2 separate regions of the Homo sapiens genome follow, and region 1 is linked to region 2. Evidence: read pairs that join two places in POLR2A ChIA-PET (ENCODE). Cell type or tissue: MCF 10A. All regions are shown on one strand. Links, peaks and the distances in the headings refer to the core of each region. The heading gives the core; the rest is flanking DNA. Region 1 overlaps MRPL9 (mitochondrial ribosomal protein L9). Region 2 overlaps TUFT1 (tuftelin 1).

Evidence for each region. ChIA-PET counts read pairs that join two places held together with the same protein. Peaks named below come from ENCODE experiments on the same cell type or tissue, not always from the same donor. Only the 100,000 strongest peaks of a DNase experiment are listed, where the experiment ranks them.
Region 1: POLR2A ChIA-PET joins it to region 2 with 5 read pairs; 6 of 35 experiments call an interaction of 5 or more read pairs at or near these places.

What each region holds. Positions count from the first base shown.
Region 1 is chr1:151,749,775-151,761,009 of GRCh38, reverse strand. It overlaps MRPL9 (mitochondrial ribosomal protein L9), which reads left to right. Exons shown (of 7, transcript NM_031420.4): 6 at 111-194; 7 at 829-1,363. The coding sequence ends at 960. It also overlaps the pseudogene RPS11P3. Among named protein-coding and RNA genes, the nearest start is that of MRPL9, 8.1 kb to the left of the region's middle. In MCF 10A, for the core only: no CTCF peak of the experiment used is centred there; no DNase peak of the experiment used is centred there.
Region 2 is chr1:151,544,219-151,555,453 of GRCh38, reverse strand. The region is part of intron 1 of TUFT1 (tuftelin 1); the gene reads right to left. MIR554 (microRNA 554) reads right to left here and starts at 9,658; the gene lies at 9,563-9,658. RefSeq lists an enhancer at 8,008-8,526. In MCF 10A, for the core only: no CTCF peak of the experiment used is centred there; DNase peaks (open chromatin) are centred at 6,433 and 8,123.

The DNA.
Region 1 (11,235 bases), core at 4,006-8,005, 210 kb before region 2:
TCCCTGTGCAGGGAATCCTGTAACCCTCTTTATGAGGTTCCCTAGAGTGGCAGTCATGAAAACAGAGTTCATTTGAGCTGAGATTTTTTTTTTTTTTTTTTTTTTTGCAGCTTGGTGTTGTGGTTGCCCCACATACATTAAAGTTACCAGAAGAGCCTATCACACGGTGGGGCGAGTATTGGTGTGAGGTGACGGTGAGTGTTTTGCATACTTTCTTTTTTCTTTTCTTTCTCCTTTTCCCCCACTTTTTCCTTTTTTTCCTTTCTCTTAAAGACAGGGTTTTGTTTCATTGCCCAGGCTGGATTCAAACTCCTGGGTTCAAGCGATCCTCCCACCTCAGCCTCCCAAGTAGCTAGGACTACAGGCGTTAGCCACCGCACCTAGCACCTACCTCTCCCTTTTTTCTAATTTTTTTTTTTTTTTTTTTTTTTTTGAGCTGGAGTCTCACTCTGTTGCCCAGACTGGAGTGCAGTGGCACGATCTCAGCTCACTGCAACCTCCACCTCCCAGGTTCAAGCGATCCTTCTGCCTCAGTCCCCCTAGTAGCTGGGATTACAGGCACACGCCACCGTGCCTGGCTAATTTTTGTATTTTAGTAGAGACAGGGTTTCCCCATGTTGGCCAGGCTGGTCTCAAACTCCTGACCTCAGGTGATCCACCTGCCTCAGCCTCCCAAAGTGCTGGGATTACAGGCATAAGCCACTGTGCCCAGCCCTAGCTCTCCTTTTTCTGACTGGGAGAAAAGTCAGGGTGAAAAGCTGGGATTAGGTGGTGCTAAATCTTACTTACCTGACTGATCTCTGAGAATTCCCATTGTTTTGTGTGCAGGTAAATGGGCTTGATACTGTGAGAGTGCCTATGTCTGTCGTGAACTTTGAGAAGCCCAAGACCAAAAGATATAAGTACTGGTTAGCCCAGCAAGCTGCCAAGGCTATGGCCCCCACCAGCCCCCAGATCTAAATCTACTCTCCCTCCAAGGCAGCAAAGCAGAATCGGGAGCAGTGGAGCAGAAATGTGCAAGCACCCTGATCTCACTCCCAGCTCTGACCAAATACAGAATTTTAGAGAACATCTGAAGACATCAGACTGCACTGCGTATACATGTTGAATTCTTCATTTTTGCCATCTTTAACTGTCATCACTGGGGCAGGGAAGTCCTGTTCCAGAAGTACCAGGCTGTAGATTTGATAAGCTAGATGCAGTAGACCGAAACCATCCAAAACCTGTTTAGCTTCTTCCTCCATTGGAGTTTATTGGGACAAACAGGAGAGCCAGCCATTGTCTCCAGTACTTGCCTCATTCTCATCATCCAAACTGAACATTTGTATCCCAAGCAGAAATAAAGAGAATATGTTCTTTTTAAGTAAGTGTTGCTTACTGGTCTTGAGTAGATGAGACAGGACATCCAACTGAGATTTCCTTGAGTCACAGAGGTTTGCTGCTAAAAAGGAAAGAAGAGAATATCTTAGACTGCATCCCACAGTTACTGTGGTATGAACAAATTGTGCTGAACAAGTTGATGATGTGTTTGGTCTTAACACTTACTCTTCTTAGATACATTGATGTAGTCATCAATGTGAATAAGCACAATGGATTCTGCTTCTCTAAGACCTGAGTAAGGCCTAAGGGTAATTGTTGGAAAGCTGGGATGAAAGAAGCTTAAAAAGGGAACTTTTTTCCTTGAACCAGCTCCTGAAATTCTGAAAAAGAAGTTACCTTAATTTTCTAGACCAAGATTAAGATAGGGAGCTAGTCAAAAGGTAACTCTGGAATGGATGAATGGATGTCTTGATGGGAGATAAACGAAAGTAGATAGTTTTTTCCTTTTTCTTTTTCTTTTTTTTTTTTTTTTTTGAGACAGAGTCTTGCTCTGTCACCCAGGCTGGAGTGCAGTGGCATAATCTCAGCTCACTGCACCTCCGCCTCCCTGGTTCAAGTGATTCTCCTGCCTCAGCCTCCCGAGTAGCTGGGACTACAGGCATGTGCCACAGCACCCGGCTAATTTTTTATATTTTTAGTAGAGATGGGGTTTCACCATATTGACCAGGATGGTCTCAAACTCCTGACCTCATGATCCACCCTCCTCGGCCTCCCAAAGTGCTGGGATTACAGGCAGGCATGAGCCACCATGCCTGGCCTGAAAGTAGATAGTTTTCTGTAAGTTCAGAGTTTCATTAGTAGAAAAAAACATTCATTTTCAGGTGGATTGTGCCAAGGTCACTCAAATACAATGTGAGGTCATGCAGTTTAGGGTAGTAAAGATGGGATCATTGACTCCTTTGCTATCCATACCAGACATTGGTTTCTTTCCTATTTGAGCTCACCTACCACTCTGAGTCAGTTAAACACTTTCATCCCATCTCAGCTAATGAGAAAGTCTGTCATCAGTAGTTGCACTGATAACTATAGCCAACTTCATACTTGACAGAGCTCTGTAACTCAAGTGTGGCACTGGCACTATCTGAAATTTAGCATTTCTCCCCTCCCCACCCTTTTCTTTTCTTTTTTTTTTTTTTTTTTGAATGGGAAAATAACATTATTTCACATTAGGGAGTAGGCAGGCATCCAGACTCAGAACTGGAATTGCTTCTTGGTGGCATTGGGGACCATGAGCATGTTGAAGTGTACCATCTTGCTCATGCTGGTGCTTACCCAACCATGATGATGTTGCTGATCTGGACATCCCTGATGCAAGGGGATGGGTGCATGAACATGTTCTTGTGCTTCTTGAAGCAACTGTACTTACACATGTAGTGGAAATAGTCTTGGTGGATGATGTTGATCTTTTGCATCTTTTATCTTGGTCACCATGCCAGACAGGATCCACCCTCAGATGGAGATGTTACCAATAAAGGGCAATCAGTGTAAATATAGGTGCCCTCATAGCCTATTTGGGCATATTGAAGCCCAAACTGATTTTTTTTTTTTTTTTTTTTTTTTTTGAGATGGAGTTTCGCTCTTGTTGCCCAGGCTGGAGTGCAATGGCACGATCTTGGCTCACTGTAATCTCTACCTCCCGGGTTCAAGCGATTCTCCTGCCTCAGCCTCCCAAATAGCTGGGATTACAGGAGCCCACCACCACGCCCGGCTAATTTTTTGTGTATTTTTAGTAGAGACGGGGTCTCACCATGTTGGCCAGGCTGGTGTTGAACTCCTGACCTCAGGTGATCCACCCGCCTCGGCCTTCCAAAGTGCTAGGATTACAGGCATGAGCCACTGCACCCAGCCCCAGACTGATCTTATGGTCCTATAGGAACTTCTCATTGCCAGTATCTCCCAGCAGGACCCTCTTGTTTTGAAAGATGGTTGACTGCTTTTGGTAGGTACACTCAGTCTTGGATTTAACAGAACTTCCTGAAAGGTTTGAGCCTCCATTAACTTGCAGAGACCCCAGTATTTAGGAAGCGCTAATCTAGATTGAAGTAGATGCATACACTTCTGTACCCCAGTTAATCCCTAGTGAGTTGGGGACACCCAGAATTAACCCCCAAACTGAAGCACAGAGTTCTGCCATCCTGGACACGCTCCTGAGGTTTGGGGAGGACCTGCAGCCTCGGCATGAGCCCCAAGCCCACTGAAATTTGCCATTTCAATGATCCCCATTCCTATTGTCCTTGAAATGGTAGGCTAATTAAACACACACAGCATCTCTCAACATGACCATCACGAAACTCTCTGAAATTGAGCAACGAGCACACATTTCACACAGCTAACCTTAAAAAGCATTTAAATACCTGCCATAGGTTGAGTTCTTGGCAAAAACACTCTGTGTTGGAGATTCACATGCAGGAAGTTTATTGGGAGGAGTTATCTGCATCAACACCTATTGGGGAGTAAAGGCAGTAGAATTGGGTAGAGGGAGAAATTGAGCTGATGCAGTCTTAACAAACGCCTCAGTCAATCAGGAGCTCAAACTAGGATGGCTCTGCAGGATGCCCCAGTAGGGTAAGTGGGCTGGACCTTATCTCCCCACTTGACCAGGAAAGGGGTATGATCATGAGTGAGGTGGCTAACTTCAGCCAAAGGCGGTCCCTGGATGAGGCACAGGTGACAGCTGTCAGCATTCTTAGCAGCTTCAGTCCTCAAGGGGAAAATATGGGCAGCACACCACAGTCAACACTGCAGTCCACCCTTTGCACTGCTCAGACTGATTTGTTTCATTAGTTCTGGAATGGTTTCTTCAGGATTCTGATGGATCTCTTTCTGGGGAAACTTAAAAGAGGAAGGTCTGGAACAGGCCACAGCCTCTGCTGCTGTAGCTTGAGTTTGCAACTGGCATTCACCTCCCTTCTCTACTACCTATTGTTGATCTTTCCCCAACCCCCTTGAGGGGGTTGTACCTCTGGTTCACGTGGGTTACCAGATGAGGTACCTGGCCATCATGCCCTTCTCAGACTATGACTGCACTTGTTCATTTATCATCAAAATTGGGCAAGGAGAAACATACTCAAGTGGATGATCTGGGTGCCAGATATATTCTTCCCTGTCCCCACTGTGTAATAGCAGCCCCACCTCCTGATAATGACTCATTTCCTTGCCTTGTTTCTTGGTAGTGATTTGGAGTAATCTAGTGCCTGCCATAGCTTAAAGTTTAGTGAGATTCAGTGTGTTCACTGGTGCAAATATTCCCCTTCTGGGAACCAGGACTTCTAAACCCTTAGAGACCAGAGTTGGGATAGAAGGCACAGTTTCTTCAATTGGGTCACTGGGAGTGATGATAATGCGGGCTGCTCCTACACCCACCCTTTGTTCCCCAGAGCCATATATTTTCCTTAAGGATACACTATTCAATGGCTATTGGTCTCAGGTATGTACTGCATCATGAAGGATGATGCCTTCTCCTTACAGGTTATCATCTCCAATCCGGTGCCTTAGCTGTGCTTTTAACAAGCACTCTATCAGGGAGCAGCTTCTGCATAGTACGGTATGTGATTAAAGCCAATCCTACCATCATGTGCCCAGCATTGTACCTCCTTGCTATCAAGTGGGTCTCTTGGTTTGATGCAATGTTACACAAGATTTCAGGCCAATGGATCAAAATTTTGTAAACCTTTGGATGGTGTTGCTGACCGAGGCTGTGCAGGCAGGAAAGGCAAACCAGTACCCATAATATACATCAGTGCCCCTTCAAAATAGAACACTTCCCCTTCCAAGGTAGCAAGGATACAGTGTAATCAACTTACCACCAAGTGGCTAGACGGTTTCCTTGAGGAATGGTGACATCAGGCTAAGTGTTGGTCTCTGTTGCTGGCAAGCTGGACATTCACTGATGCAGTAGTTAGATCAGACTTGATGAGTCCATGACGTTGAACCCTTGCATTTGCTCCACCATGGCTCCTCCGTTCATTGATCACTTTGCCAGCATTGGGGTGCCAGCAACAAAGCCTGGTTAACATTATTTGGCTAAGTCATTCCATCTGCTTGGTTGGTACCTTTTCTGTGGTGGATGTTATCTGATGGGAATTAACCTGCAATACAAAAATCATCACACTGTATACCCATTCTCGGGTATGTTATGTTCCTTTTCCCCACACTTCCTTGTTTTTAATCTTCCAGTTTGCCTTCCAGGCCCATGAGTCTATATATATTCTTACTTCTGGCAGGTACACAGGCCATCTAAGTGGGGCCATAGTGCAGCCACAGTGTATTTCCAGCCTACTTTCACCTAATGAGACAACCAGTACATTAACCAAGCTCAGCCTTTTTCCTCTTCTGTCATCAGGTCATGAGGGATCTCCGATCCATGTGGCTACAGATGTAAACTGAGAAAGCACCACCAGTGCATCAATAGTGGGTGACAGGGCATCTGGGCACCTGCTTATGTAGCTCACTTTTGCCTTCCAGCCCTGCTTGTTCCCAATTCTACATATGCCACTTTCATTTTATGAAGGATGACCGGTCGACCCACCCAGCCTTATGACTTGTGGGTTTGACAGAACCCAGGTTATAATACATCATGACTTAACGTCCCATAGGTAAGCACATTGTCTCAACTAGTACTCGGTAGCATTCCAGGAGCTATCTTTTGAAAGGTATATAATGCTCTGTTTCAGATGGCATGGCATTGCTCCAGCACTATAGGGGGCTGTGTGTGACTTACTATTGGGATTTATCACGAACAGTATATGATCTTTTCTCACCACTGACACCTCTAATATAATATGGTGTCTTGTGATCCAAGCCGCAGGGCCATTTGTACCACAGTCTTGGCCTGCTACAGAGCTTTTACCTGCTCTGGGACCCACTCAAAGTTGGCAGGCTTTTGTGTCACGTATGATATTTGTGTCAAAGCAACATTTCCAAGTATGGAATATGCTAGCAATAGACCCCAAGACATTTGCAAGGCATTGTGCTTTTTAGTGGTGAGAAATACGAGATGCAAAATTTCTCCTTATCATCTTTGGAGGGAATGTCCTGGTATGCTTCAGACCACTGGACTTTTAAAAACTTCACTGATCTGGCAAGATCCTGAATATTTGTAGGATTCTTGCCCTACTATTTGAAGAAGATTTATCCTACCAAGGCCTCTGATACAGGTATCATTTCAGGTTCATCCTGTACAATTACCATGATGTCATCAGTGCAGTAATGGGATGTCCTATGGAATGTCCTAATGGTCCAGGTCCCTTCAGACTATATTATGACAGAGGCAGGAGAGTTTACATGGTCCAGAGGCAAAACTGGAAATGTATATTATTGCTCATCTCAGTGAAAGCAAGCTTTTATGATCTTCCTTTCTACAAGGATGAAAAAGGGTGCATTGTCCAGATCAATACATACCATGTAGGCTGCGTTAATCTTTTCCAGCAAAGATATCACATTTGGAACAGCAGATAGAATTAGCATTATTTGTTGATTGAGATTGCAGTAATCCATACTCATTCTCCAAGATCTGTCTGGTTTTAGCAGTTGCCAGACTAGTGAATTAAATGGCAATATGATGGGCACCACCACCTCTGCATTCTTTAGGTCTTCAAGCAGGGCACTAATGGAGTAATTTTTATTTATTATATTGGTCTGGAATGGTGGAGGCAGTTCCAGACACTTCATGTTGGCCTTCCTCACTATGATATTTCCTACCTCACAAACCAAAAAACCAACCTGGTGGTTCTGCCAACTGTCAAATATGTCTATTCCAACTGTCCATTAAGGACTCATGAAGTAACTACTAGGTGAGTCTGTAAACCTGGTAGACCTACTGAGAGTCAGAGCTGGAGCTGGAATACAATTATTACCTAGCCTCCACACCCTGCAACTCTAACAGAGGTCCATAATGGAGCTTCCAATCCTAGGGTGTCAATGTCAATGGACTCTATCCAACAGTGCTTTAAATGTTTGCATAGTCCTCTTTCTCTCCTGTGTCTTATGAAAATAAAAGGTCATAAGTCCCTGTGGGTTAGGATTGGGAAAATTACTACCTTATATACTTGTCATGGTGTCTCAGGGTCCTTTCTGCTAGAGACGTAGCCTCTTTAACAAGTTGTTTCCAGCTGAAAAATTGGCCCAAGAAGACTTCCACTTCTCCCAAGAAGGAAGTACAGCTACAGAAATTGCCTTCCCACTATACAACTATGAAACCAGATAAAATTATGAAAGAAATATTTATAGACAATGGAAAGCCAGTAGTGCAGAATTGCCTCAGCTTACTGCCTAGAGGCAGTTTCCTGCACTGCAGAGAGGGGAGCCGCAATAGAGTCAGCAGTCTCATTGAGTGGAGAAAACAGAGATTAGGGTTGGTGGAGAATGTGTTGGCTAGAAATTAAGAGGGAAGGCTGGGCATTGTGGCTCACGTCTGTAATCCCAGCACTTTGGGAGGCCAAGGCAGGCAGATCACCTGAGGAAGAGAGTTCGAGACTGGCCTGACCAACATGGAGAAACCCCATCTCTACTAAAAATACAAAATTAGCTGGGTATGGTGGCGCATGCCTGTAATCTCAGCTACTTGGGAGGTAGAGGCAGGAGAATTGCTTGAACCCAGGAGGCAGAGGTTGCGGTCACCCGAGATTGAGCCATTGCACTCCAGCCTGGGCAACAAGAGCGAAACTCCATCTCAAAAAAAAAAAAAAAAAGAAAAGAAAAAGAAAAAGAAAAAGGAAAGGAAAGGAAAAAAGGGAAAACACTGGAGATGAGGGAATGACACCGAGCGCTTTGGAGATCTGCCAAGAGGTCCCAGACCTTAAAACTTTGGCTGAATACTGATATGTACATTAATGAGGCAAAATTCCACAAGGCAGGGGGTTAAAATCAACAACAACAACAACAGAAAATGAAAGGCCAAACAATTCTCAGAACTTACACAGGATTGGGAATATTTTGTTTGTGTTCCTCACAGCCTATATGAATAGATCCTATAATACATGGGGCATTATATAGAGACTTTAAAAGGACTCAGTAGTGGACACTAGAATAAAGGCTACTCTGGAGCCACCATGCAAAGCTTGAAAACAAGCACTGATGATCGAACTGATACCAAGCATGCCAGAACCAAGTCCAACACTCATTAGAGAAATGCAACAAAACCTATCACTGAACAAAATAAAATTCCCAAGGTTTGACATTCAATTTAATATTATTGTACTGGATGTGGTGGCATGTACCTGTAGTCCCAGCTACTCAGGAGGCTGAGGCAGGAGGATCACTTGAGGCCAGGAGATTGAGGCTGTAATACAGTATGATCACACCCAAGAAGAGCCACTGCACTTTAGCCTGGGCAACACAGTAAGACCCCATCTCTTTAAAAAATGATTATAAAAAGAGATAAGAAAACATTACCCAGAACCAAAAGAAACAGTCCCAGAAATGTCAGAAATGGTGGGATTAGTAGACAGGACATTAAAAGAGATATAAATATGTGGTGTTGTTTTTTTTTTTGGAGATGGAGTTTCGCTCTTGTTGCCCAGGCTGGAGTGCAATGGCGTGATCTCAGCTCACTGCAACCTCCACCTCCCCGGTTCAAGTGATTCTCCTGCCTTAGTCTCCCCAGTGGCTGGGATTACAGGCACCCGCCACCATGCCCAGCTAATTTTTTTTAGTAGAGATGGGGTTTCACCATATTGTCCAGGCTGGTCTCTAACTCCTGACCTCAGATGATCCTCCCACCTCAGCCTCCCAAAGTGCTGGGATTACAGGTGTGAGCCACCGCACCTGGCCTGCATGTTCTTAAGAATTAAATAAAGGAAATGAAAGTAGACCCTTATTTCATACCATATATAAATATCAACTCAAAATGGGGAAAAGACGTATATATAAGACCGGAAACAGTAAAACTACCAGAAGAAAACACAGGGGGAAAGCTCCATGACATTGGTCTGAAAAATGGTTTTTTAGATATGAGCCCAAGAGCACAGGCAACAAAATCAAAAGTAGACAAACAGAATTGCATCAAAATAAAAAGCCTCTGCACAGCAAAGCAAAAAATCAACAGAGTAAAGAGACAACCTACCCAGTGGGAGAAAATATCTACAAACCATACATCTGACAAGGGGTTAATATCCAAAATATATAAGGAACTCTAACAACTCAATAGCAAGAAAGCAAACGACCTGATTTTAAAAATGGGCAACGGGCCAGGTGCAGTGGCTCATGCCTGTAATCCCAGCACTTTGGGAGGCCGAGGCAGGTGGATCACTTGAAGTCAGGAGTTTGAGACCAGCCTGGCCAACATGGTGAAACCCCGTCTCTACTAAAAATACAAAAATTAGCCGGGCGTGGTGGTGCGTGCCTGTAATCCCAGCTACTGGGGAGGCTGAGGCAGGAGAATCACTTGAACCTGGGAGGCAGAGGTTGCGGTGAGCTGAGATCGTGCCATTGCACTCCAGCCTGGGCAACAAGAGCAAAACTCCATCTCTAAAAAAAAAAAAGAGAAAATAGATTTTATGTGCTCTTACCACACACAAAAAATGATAAGTACAAGAGGTAATACATACGTTAATTAGCTAGGTTTAGCCATTCCACAATGTATGCATATATCAAAACATCATGTTGTACCCTATAAATATATGCAAGTTTTATTTGTCAATTAAAAAAAATAAAAACAGACCAAGTCAGGAGAAAAAGTTAAAAAAAGGAGTTTGTACTATTAACTTCACCAAGGCGTCAGAGGAGACATAGTATTTTAGTTCTGAACTTAAAAATATGTGAAACTAGGGGTTATAGAAATAAATATTTAGCCATTTTCCTAGTTGTCTTTTTGTAAAGGTTAACAGTTTCATACTGAATTAAATTTAAAATGAACATATTTAATCTATTTGTTAAATAATGTAAAGAAAAACAAAAATATAATGAGGAGAGAAATGGAAGGTATTTTTAAAAGACCAAAATGGAACTTCTTGAGATGAAAAATATAATATCTGAAATGGAAAATACACTGGATGGAACTTCTGCCTCTGGGAGGTTGGGGTAATGTACTTTGACCACTCCTAGAACAACCATAAACCCTGGAAATTATTTATTAAACGTAAGAAGACTTTGAAAGGTGGAGAAAAGAAAGCAGACTGGATAGAAACCTCAAGACCCAAGAAACACCACAGTGGTGAGTTCTCCGAGTTTTCCTTTTGCTTCATTTATTCCACACTTGGAGCTGAAGAAACCAGCAACCAGGAAATGTCAATGGGCACAGACCAAAAAGAAAAAGAAAAGCTCCAACAAAAGCCTGTTTCTGCTAGCCAAAGGCAAGGGGCAGTCTGCAAGACAGGAACTTTTAGCCATGCTACAGGGTGCCTAGATTAAACTTTATTCTGGGTGGTCTGTGAGGTGTTTCTGGATGAGATTAGCTTTTGAATCCATGGACTCAGTAAAGCAGATTACTCTCCCCGGTGTGAGTGGACATCATCCAATCTGTTGAGGGCCTGAATAGAACAGAAAGGCAAAGGGAGGACAAATGTCCCTGTTTTGCTTCCTACCTGCCTACTTGAGCTGGGACATCAATCTTCTCTTGCTCTTGGACTGGAATTTATACCACTGGCTCCCTTGGTTCTCAGGCTTTCAGACTCAGACTGGCATTACACCACGGACTTTCCTGGGGCTCTAGTTTGCAGATGGCAGATCATTGGGTTTCTCAGCCTCCATAATCACATGAGCCAATTTATACATATATTCCATTGGTTCTATTTCTCTGGAGAACTCTATTACCGTGGCCCTACCCCAACCCATGCCAAAACTAAGTGGGAAACCTAGACTTCCACTCTCTCAAGATTGTAACAGGCCACCCCAATACCCTTACTAGAGTGGTGTCAC
Region 2 (11,235 bases), core at 4,313-8,312:
TTCCTTCAAGTACTTGCAGGGACAAAAAGAATATACTGAAGAAAATAAGCATTTATAATCCTGCCACCCAGAAACAGCCACTATTAAAATGTTAGTGTATGCCTTATAATTTTTTTTTTTTTTTTGAGAGGGAGTCTCATTCTGTTACCCAGGCTGGAATGCAATGGCACAATCTTGGCTCACCACACCCTCTGACTCCCCAGTTCAAGCAATCCTCCTACCTCAGCCTCCTGAGTAGCTGGGATTACAGGTGTGCACCACCATAGCTGGCTAAGTTTTTGTATTTTTGATAGAGACATGGTTTCGCCATGTTGCCCAGGCTGGTCTTGAACTCCTGACCTCATGTGATCCACCCGCCTCGGCCTCCCAAAGTGCTGGGATTACAGGAGTGAGCCACCATGCCCGGCCTTAAAATTTAGAACTTTTATTCATCAAAAGACACTGCTAAGAGGGCTGGTGTGGTGGCTCACACCTGTAACCCCAGCACTTTGGGAGGCCGAGGTGGGTGGATCACCTGAGGTCAGGAGTTCAAGACCAGCCTGGCCAACATGCTGAAACCCTGTCTCTACTGAAAATACAAAAATTACCCAGGAGTGGTGGCACATGCCTGTAGTCCCAGCTACTCAGGAGGCTGAGGCAGGAGGATCGCTTGAACTCTGGAGGCAGAGGTTGCAGTGAGCCAAGACTGTGCTATTGCACTCCAGTCTGGGCAACGGAGTGAGACTCTGTCTCAAAAAAAAAAAAAAAAAAAAAAAAAAGGGGGCCGGGCACAGTGGTTCACAGTCCCAGCACTTTGGGGAGGCCAAGGTAGGTAGATCACGAGGTCAGGAGTTCGAGACCAGCCTGGCCAACATGTTGAAACCCCATCTCTACTAAAAATACAAAAATTAGCCGGGTGTGGTAGCACGTGCCTGTAGTCCCAGCTACTCAGGAGGCTGAGACGGGAGAATTGCCTGAACCCGGGAGGCAGAGGTTGCAGTGAGCCAAGATCGTGCCACTGCACTCCGACCTGGGCAACAGAGCAAGACTCTGTCTCAATAACAATAAAATAAAATTTAAAAAAACACTGCATGGCAACCCACAGAGCAAAAGAAATTCACTATATGTATATCTGACAAAAGATGTCCAGAATATATAAAGAATTCCTACTAAACAAAATGATTAACATGGGATCCTGGACTGAATCCTGGATCAGAAAAAAGATATTAGTGGAAAAAGTGGTGAAACCCAGATAGTCTACAACTTTGTTAACAGCATTGTACCAACATTAATTTCTTTATATGACAAACGTGCCATGGTGACATAAGATGTTAACATTGTGGGAAAACTGGATGAAGGGTATATAAGAGTTCTCTGTACTACTTTGCAACTTTTCTGTAAATTTAAAATTATTTCAAAATAAAATGTTTACTTAAAGAAAGAAAGGGAGACAGCCAGCCAGACATGCAGCCCAATAGAAAAACAGGCAGAAGATGCCAACAGACACATCATTGTGAGGATACCCAAACAGTCATTAAACATATGACAAGGGGTTCAACTTCATTAGGCATTATCAAAGAGCTGGAAAGTAAAACCACAAAACAATGCCACAAAATACCTATCAGAATGACTAACATGAAATGGATAAAAAAAAAATACGAAGTGTTCAGCAGATGTGGAACAACCGACACTCTGAGACACTGATGCTGGGATTGCGCAGCAACACAATCGCTGGAAAATTCAGAAGCATGGACCAAAGATAAACACAAAAGTACTCTAAGGCACAGCAATTCCACCACTAGTTACTCTACCCAACAGAAATGCAAATGTAGGATCTCAGAATATGATACCCCAAAATGAAGACCTCGGAAGAAAAAAGTTTTCTCTGACTTTCTCCTGACCTCTTTTCTGGCCTTTCATTCCTCCCCTCCCCATCCCGGGGCTAGCCATAGAAACTAGAATCCCTCTTCTCAAGGTGGGTCATAGAAACCAGAACCCCTTTTCCCCAAAGCCAGCCATAAAACCTAAAAATATTACTCTGACTTTCCACCTCTCTTTCTATTAAAAGCTAGCTATAAAGAAATTATCTGGCCGGGTGCAGTGGCTCATGCCTGTAATCTCAGCACTTTGGGAGGCGTGGGCAGATCACGAGGTCAGGAGTTCGAGACCAGCCTGGCCAACATGGCGAAACCCCATCTCTACTACAAATAGAAAAATTAGCCAGGCGTGGTGTCAGGTGCCTGTAGTCCCAGCTACTCAGGAGGCTGAGGCAGGAGAATTGCTTGAACCTGGGAGGTGGAGGTTGCTGTGAGCCAAGATCGTGCCACTGCACTCCAGCCTGGGGACAAGAGCAAGACTCCATCTAAAAAAAAAAAAATTATCTGACCCACCTTGCTTGATCTGAAGTCATAAGACCCCCATTCCAGAGAGGGCCCTGTCTCACACCTGGAAGGAATGCTTAGAGAGGTCAAGAAGAATCTAGACAGACAGGCCTTGCTGGGTTTCCCCATTTAGTCTCTCAGCATTAGATCATACCCTTTTTGTCCAATCATATTTCTACACAGCTGCCTATACTTTTTCAAATCTAAGAATGGACTGCTTCTGATTCAGTAAGGCTAGCTTTTAAAAAATAATAAAAATTGAAAATTTAAAAATAATGGACGTTTTCCTCTGTATATTTGGGTCTTCATTCAGAAGGTTCCTATGTCACCTAAAACTATGATCAAATAAATCTGTATGCCTTTTTTTTTTTTTTTTTTTTTTTTTTGAGACAGAGTCCCTCTCGCTCTGTCGGCCAGGCTGGAGTGCAGTGGCACGATCTCGGCTCACTGCAACCTCCACCTCCCGGGCTCAAGCAATTCTCCTGCCTCAGCCTCCCAAGTAGCTGGGATTACCGGCGTGTCCCACCACACCCAGCTAATTTTTGTATTTTTAGTAGAGATGGGGTTTCACCATGTTGGGCAGGCTGCTCTCGAACTCCTGACCTCAGGTAATCCACCCGCCTCGGCTTCCCAAAGTGCTGGGATTAAAGGCGTGAGCCACCGCGCCCGGGCCTTTTTCCCTATTTTCTTTTGTCAGTGATTTTCAGCAAAACTTCCGAGGGTGAAGGAGAGGCTTTCCCTTTGCCCTGGCACATACATATGTTTCCCATAAAAGCATGTATACTAGAAAGTTCACAGTAGCATTTTTCAAAATAGCCTCAAACCAGAAATTACCCACATGTTCAGCAAGAGTAGAATAAATTGTAATATATTCATACAATGGAACTTTGTACAACAATGAAAAAGAATGAAGCACTGTACATGCAACATCAGTAAATCTCACAAAGATGTTAAGCAAAAGAATCCAGACACAAAAGTATACTGTATGATTCCACTTATATAAAAAGCACAAAAATAAGCAAAACTAATATAATTTGCACTTTAGAAGTCAGGATAGTGGTTACCCTTGAGGTGGAGGTAGGTGGTAATTAGAAGGGGACATGAGGGGGCTTCTGCAGTGCCCGTAATGATTTGTTTCTTGATCTGGGTGCTGCTCACAGGAATGTGTCTAGTTTGTGAAAATTACTTGACTGGACATTTGTGATGTACATATTTTTCTGTATATATGTTACTATTAAATGTTTTTAAAAACAAAAAGTCAAAAACTCCTTATTATGGTATTAGAGTCCCCTTATGATCAGGACCATCACAGTTTATACCACATAAAATGTTTTGACTCCCTCCAGTACCCCAATGTACCCTGCACTCTATCCCCAACTTTTTCCTGATCCAATTGTAGAAGGCATCCAAAGCCAAGTCTGTTTCTGCTAACGGGTCTTCCAGTGCAATACGTGCTCCCACCTCCCCAGAGGTGCGCATGTTGCTTTCTCCGACCGGGGTATCCTCTCCTCCCTTGCCTCCTTGGAGAATTCCTGCTCAGCCTTCAAGGTATCTCCTCTCTGAGGGTCCGACCCTTATCCCAGCACTCCTCCCTCAGTCAGAGCACCTACTGCAACCTACATATCCTGCACTTTAACAAGGAGCCCATTCTTTTGTAACAATTCATTCATCTCCCCCGAGAAAATCATAAGCTCCTTGAAGACATGGATAGCTTATTTAGTACAATGGCTGGCCTAGAATAGGTTCTCAAAAAAATATGTTGTTGCATGAGTTCCAGGTGATATGTTCAGGGATTTTCCCAATTCCCTTTGAGAAACTCCAGCTCTTCAGTTTAGAGAAGCAGTATGGAATACTAGAAAAAGCAGACACAGAAAAGTAGCAGAGGAAGGTCAAGGAAAAACTGAGCAAAGACTAAGAAGGCAACTCTAAAAAGAAATAACAAGTGGCTAATGGAATAGGAAAGATGCTCAACCTCACCAGTAAAGGAAAAGGCAAATTAAAATGCTAATGAGCTATTTTGGGGGGATTTCATTACACTTATAGAAATATAAAGATAAGACATGTAGAAATATGTTCACAGTAGCATTGCATGCAATGGCAAAATACCAGAAACCACCCAGATGGCCCACTGACAAGAAAACAAATTTTTAAATTATATATTATTTTTGAGACAGGGTCTCACTGTGTTACCCAGGCGGGAGTGCAGTGGCATGATCATGCCTCACTGCAGCCTTGACCTCCCAGGCTCAATTGATCCTCTCATCTCAGCTTCCTAAGCAGCTGGACTACAGGCGTGCACCACCGTGCCTGGCTAATTAGAAAATGAATGAATAAACCCTGACATATTAGTACAATGAACTACTATTCAGCTGTGAAAATAAATGAACTATGAAACATGCATTGACATGAATAAATCTCAAAATAAGTGTTAAGTGAAAAAGCAAGCTGGGGCCAGGTGTGGTGGCTCACGCCTGTAATCCCAGCACTTTGGAAGGCCGAGGCAGGCAGATCACTTGAGGTCTGGAGTTTGAGACCAACCTGGTCAACATGGTGAAACCCCGTCTCCACTGAAAATATAAAAATTAGCTGGGCCTGGTGGTGCATGCTTGTAATCCCAGCTACTCGGGAAACTGAGGTGGGAGAATCGCTTAAACCCAAGGGGCGGAGGCTGCAGTGAGCCAAGATCACGCCATTGCACTCCAGCCTGGGTGACAGAGTGAGACTCTGTCTCAAAAAAACAAACAAACGAAAAAACTATTTGGGCCAGGCACAGTGGCTCACGCCTATAATCCCAGAACTTTGGGAGGCCAAAGCAGGTGGATCACCAGAGGTCAGGAGTTCAAGGCCAGCCTGGCCAACATGGTGAAACCCCGTCTCTACTAAAAATACAAAACACTGGCCAGGTGTGGTGGTGGGCACCTGTAATCCCAGTTGCCTGGGAGGCTGAGGCAGGAGAATCGCTTGAACCTGGGAGGCAGAGGCCCCAGGGAGATAAGGAGAGAGGTGCAGTGAGCCCTGTGACACTCCTATAATAAAACATATAAAGAGAAGGAAAGAAAAAGTACTAAACTTGGCTAGGCATGTTGGCTCACGCCTGTAATCCCAGCACTTTGGGAGGCCCAGGAGGGCAGATCACCTGAGTCCAGGAGTTTGAGACCAGCCTGGGCAACATAATGAGACCCTGTCTCTACAAAAAGTACAAAAATTAGCCTGGTGTGGTGGTGCACACCTGCAGTCCCAGCTACTAGGGAAGCTGAGGTGAGAGGATCAATTGAGCTCATAAGGTCAAGGCGGCAGTGAGCCAAGACTGTGCCATGCACTCCAACCCAGGTGACAGAGCGAGACTCTGTTTCAAAACAAAGTACTAAACTTGAAGTCAGAGGCAGGATGTCTGAGTCCTGATTGATGACCATTAATCCTTGAGCAAATCACTTAATCTCTCTGGGCCTCAGTTTTCTGTCTGTAAAATGAGGGTGATAATTTCACAACCGACATTTTAGGAAGAGTAGATAGATGTGCAAGAATGATGTAAAAGTGATTTGCAAACCATACATCTCTTCACAAGGGTGAAGCAGCATTACTTTCCCAAGTAGCTCTGGAAAGTCTGCAAGGGAAGAGGGTGGATGAGGTAAATTGTCTAATGGAGCTGATGAAAAACTTAGGGCTCTCTCTGGCACCTCATCCTCCAGAACTGGAGAATGCATCTTAGTCAGCAAGGCCACAGACCTCGGCCTGCACCCCCAACCCAGAGTCAAGGAGCAAATCCTGGGGCTCCTCTCTGCCTGGTGCACTTAGTTGTTTTCTAGAGCAGGCTTGCATTTCCTCAGGACTATGAGCAGGCTCCAGGGAGCTTTAGGAACACCCCAAAAATATCCGGCAGGGGGGTCTCTACTGGGTACTCTAAAAGGCAAGATGAGAAGTGGAGCCTTCTTCTCTAGGGAAAAAGGAGCAGTACTAATCACAAGGTAAGCAGCCTCTAACCTCATAAACATTTTTGGGAGAAGCCCAGCTACCTCCAAATTATAGGCAGCCTCACCACTCTGTTCAAACAAATCTCCAACCCTGACTCACTCCTCAAAGCAGGGAGGGGGTAAACACATAGCTGAGGGGTTAGAGATCAAGACGCCACAGCAGAGATAAGGAGATAAACAGGGAGGCCCCAGGGAAATAAGGAGAGAGGTGCAGAGTTCTCACACCACAGGCTCATGTGAATAGGGAAAAGCCTGCGTTCCCCCAGCTCTCACTCCCCAGGTTTTACAGGGGTCACTAGGACTGGGTAGGAGTCAAGTGTAAGGTTCTTTCTAAGAGGAAGTAAAGGAAGTGGAGATTGCCCCTGAGCTGGAAACCAGCAACCTTAATTCATCTTCACCCTGTATCCCACTCTTCCCTCACTTTGCCCCTCAATCCCACCCACTTTCCCACCCCAAGTGTACATGGCCTCTCAAGCTGCTGGAGGAGCAGTCACTTCAGTTTCCCCACTTTGAAAAATGGGAGGCTGGGCACGGAGGCTCAAGCCTGTAATCCCAGCACTTTGGGAGGCCAAGGCAGGCGAATCACGAGGTTAAGAGATTGAGATCATCCTGGCCAACAGGATGAAACCCCATCTCTACTAAAAATACAAAAATTAGCTGGGCGTGGTGGCGCACGCCTGTAGCTCCAGCTACTTGGGAGGCTGAGGCAGGAGAATCACTTGAACCTGGGAGGTGGAGGCTGCAGTGAGCCAAGATTGGGCCACTGTACTCCAGCCTGGTGACAGAGCAAGACTCCGTCTCAAAAAAAAAAAAAAAAGAAAAGAAAAAGAAAAAAGAAAAGTAGGAATAGCCAGCCCCTTGTAACAATGGCACCCAAGTGATCAGGATGAAGGAAGTCCCATAAACTCAAAGAACAGAGCCGGATGGGATAGGTGGGTACCTACCCTCTCTACCCTCTCCTTGAGTGAGGCTCGCACCCGACTCAGCTCATCAGTCTCAGGTACATGGTCCTGCCTTCTGCAGTGCTGCCTAGGCCAGAGATGGCCCTTTGTGGAGTATGACACAAAGAATCACTCCCTTTCTTCCTCCCCAGATTAGCCAACAAAACAGGTGTTTGATTTTTATGTGGCTGCCTACCCAGAGGCATGGGCTGGACAGGCACTATGTAGAGGGCTCACCAGGGTTACTGTGAGGTGAAATGAGAAAAAGGATTTGAGGTGGCACCCTACATGGGGCAGCCTTTCTCATTACTTGGAGCCCTAACAAAGGAAAACACTAGGGCCTAGCAGTGACAGTGTGTCTGTAGAGGGAAGTGAGCTCCTGAACCAACTCTGAAGGAGACACCCACTTGCTAAGCCAGTCTCACTCTAGGACACCTGCCTAGCGACCAGCAAACCTGGAATGAAAGGGCAAGTTCCTCAGTGCCCCCTCTGCATCAAAGGGAGTGGCTCTGCCCTCTCTAGTCTCTGACTACCTGCTTAGTGATTTTTGCTTCTGTGCTCCCAGACCCAAGAAAACCACGTCTCTTTTCTTCCTTCATCGACTCATCCCCTTCTTACCCTATATTGTCTCCTCCACTTCCTGCCTCTGCTGGCCAGGCTTAAATCTGGGCCACCAGCCTTCCTGGCACATACCTATTTCCGCAACTGAACCTTCCCAACCCCTAGAAAACAAAGGTATTTCACAAGCCTCTGCACCTTGACCCAAAGAGGCATGCACCATAATTACTAGCAGGCAAGGAAGCTCATCCCACCTCTCTGAGCACACGTGTCTGGAACTGAAACCATCTGGGTGCACGCCCCCCTCCACCCTGGAGAACTATGGGCAAATGTTAGTGCCAAATGCCTGATGATGAGGTAACTCTCCTCGCTCAGAGGAGATCCCTCCTTCTCTGGCAAAGCCCAGCATTCCCCAAATTCCTGGCAGCCTTGGTGACATCAGAAAAATGCAGTGCTCCTGAAAGTAAGAACCTGGCAATAAATGGGAGAGATGGGATGGTGTGAGGAGAAATTTATGGGCTGAGTTTAGGACAAGTTTCATGAGTAGAAGGAACAGGCAGCCACCAAACTTGAAAGGCTCCTCTGCCCAGCAGTTTTTCCCCACACTCAGATGTCACAGAACCAGGACTTCCACATTTTAGAATACATTCAGTCCTCTGGAGTAAGCAGCAATGGCTACAGATGAATCCTCCTTTAAAATGCAAATATTCTGACCCAGCAATCCCACTCCTAGGTATTCCTCTCCAAGAGAAATGAAAATATATTTCCACACAAAAACTTGTACACCAAAGTTCGTAGCAGCATTATAAATGATAGCCAAAAAGTAGAAAGAACCCAAATGTCCACCAACATTTATCCATGACGAACACAGTTGTAATACATCTAAATAATGGAATATTATTCAGCCATAAAAAGGAATGAAGTACTGATTCACATTACAACATGGATGAACCTTGAAAACATCATTCTAATAAAAGATGCCAGTCACAAAGGATCACATACCGATGATTACATTTATATTAAATATCCACAATAGGTAAATCCATAGAGAAAAAAAGTAGACTGGTGGCTGCCTAGGGCTGAGAGAGATTGGGGGGAAATGGGGAGTGACTGCTAATGGGTCAGGATTTCTTTATAAGGTAAGGAAATGTTCTAAAATTGATTTATTGATGATTGCACAACTCTGTGAATGTACTAAAAACCACTGAGTTACATACTTTAAATGGGGTATATGAATTATATCTCAATAAAGCTGTTCATAAAAAATTATATGAAGCTCATGGTAAGGCTTCAATAAATCACAATTCTAATTTAAAAAATAAAAGAGAGTGAGGCTCTGGAAAGACTTGGCATTAAACTACTTGAGCTTCTGAGGTCCTAAAGGAATGTCACCTATTCCACAGTAAAGACAAGTCTTCAGATTGCAGCTGATAAAAAAATTCCAAGTCCACCCGGGTGTTGGAGAACCTCTCTGGCCAAGACAAATCCAAAAAAAGAAAAAGAAAAAGAGAGAGAGGATGAAAAAAATGCAAATAGTTCCCAATTAATGTAGATAAATTTTAAAATGCATTAAAGTAATGGTAAAGACAATAAAAAGATGCTGTAGAAAAAAAAAAAAAAGAAAAAAATGCAAATATTCGAAAGAAAGATAAAACTGATATATTACTTAAAGAAACCAGAGCAGCAGGGGACACCAGCTGCCTTGGTCATGAGGTCTAAAAAAGAAGAGGAAAGATGCCCAGAGAGAGATGCCAAAATATGAACCCTGACCCATCACCAGTCTAAGACCAGTACTGGCTGAGTCAGGACTAGCAAAGGTTACTCAGGTCTTCACCCTGGGTCTATCTGTAGGCCTTCCTCTCACCCCTGGGACTCTCCACTGGTTGAGGGACCTGGATCATCAAGGAAACGAGAAAGAAACAGGAATAAACAAAAGTCAGCATAATGAGGAGGAGCAAACCTTGCCCAAACCAGAGAGTTCCCAGACTCTTCCTCCATCCCTTGGCTGGTTGCTTATAGGAGGTTAAAACAGTCTAGTCTAAGCCAGTAGAAATAGAAAATAATAGCTAACCTCTGAGTACTTACCACATGCCAGGCACTGTGCTTCATATTTTATGTGTATTATCTAATTTAATCCTCACAACTACCTTATGAGAAGGGTGCAATTATTATCCCAGTTTTACAAGTGAGAAAACTAAGAATGAAGAAATTAAGTAATTTGCCTAAGTGAGCTTGGGCAAAGCAGACATCAAAGCCTGATTAGAGCCCACCTTAGTCAGATTCCCAGAGCCATGCTCTTTTTTTTGTTTGTTTGAGACGGAGTTTCACTCTTGTTGCCCAGGCTGGAGTGCAATGGCGTGATCTCGGCTCACTGCAACCGCCACCTCCTGGGTACATATGATTCTCCTGCCTCAGTCTCCCAAGTAGCTGGGATTATAGGTGCGCACCACCACACCTGGCTAATTTTGTATTTTTAGTAGAGATGGGGTTTTGCCATGTTGGTCAGGCTGGTCTCGAACTCCTGATCTCAGGTGATCCACCTGCCTCAGCCTCCCAAAGTGCTGGGATTACAGACGTGAGCCACTGCACTCAGCCCAGAGCCATGCTCTTGACCACAATGCTATTAACAGAAACTAGTTTATTACATTACCAAAAATTGTAATACAATTACACTGGGAGGATGGGAAGGAAGCATGTCAGGGGTGGGAGTATAGATTTTCCTATAATTCCTACAACAGAAGTCAATAGATGTCTAAAACTGATAAATCAATTAAAATCACTGTAAGCATATTATTTAGAAACATGGAGGTAAACACAAAACAGCTCAAAGAGTAGAAAGTGGTTACTTCCATGGAGCAGAACTTGGAGCAGGGGACTGCTATTTTCTTTTAAAAGCCTTTTGATATTATTGATACTTTGATACTTTAAAATCATGCACATATGTGATTTTAAATGTCCGAGATCACGTCGTTGCACTCCAGCCTGGGCAACAAGAGTGAAACTCCTTTGATAAAAAGTGATTTAAGAGGCCAGGCACGGTGGCTCACGCCTGTAATCCCAGTACTTTGGAAGGCCGAAGCGGGCAGATCATTTGAGGTCAGGAGTTTGAGACCAGCCTGGCCAACATGATGAAACCCCATCTCTAGTAAAAGTACAAAAATTAGCTGGGCATGGTGGCCCATGCCTGTAATCCCAGCTACTCGGGAGGCTGAGGCAGGAGAATTGCTTGAACCAGGGAGATGGAGGTTGCAGTGAGCCAAGATTGTGCCACCGCACCCCAGCCTGGGTGACAGAGTGAGACTCCATCCTCCCCCTCCCACCGCCCAAAAAAAAGGTGATTTAAGGCCAGGTGCAGTGGTGCACACCTGTAATCCCAGCACTTTGAGAGGCCGAGGCAGGAAGATT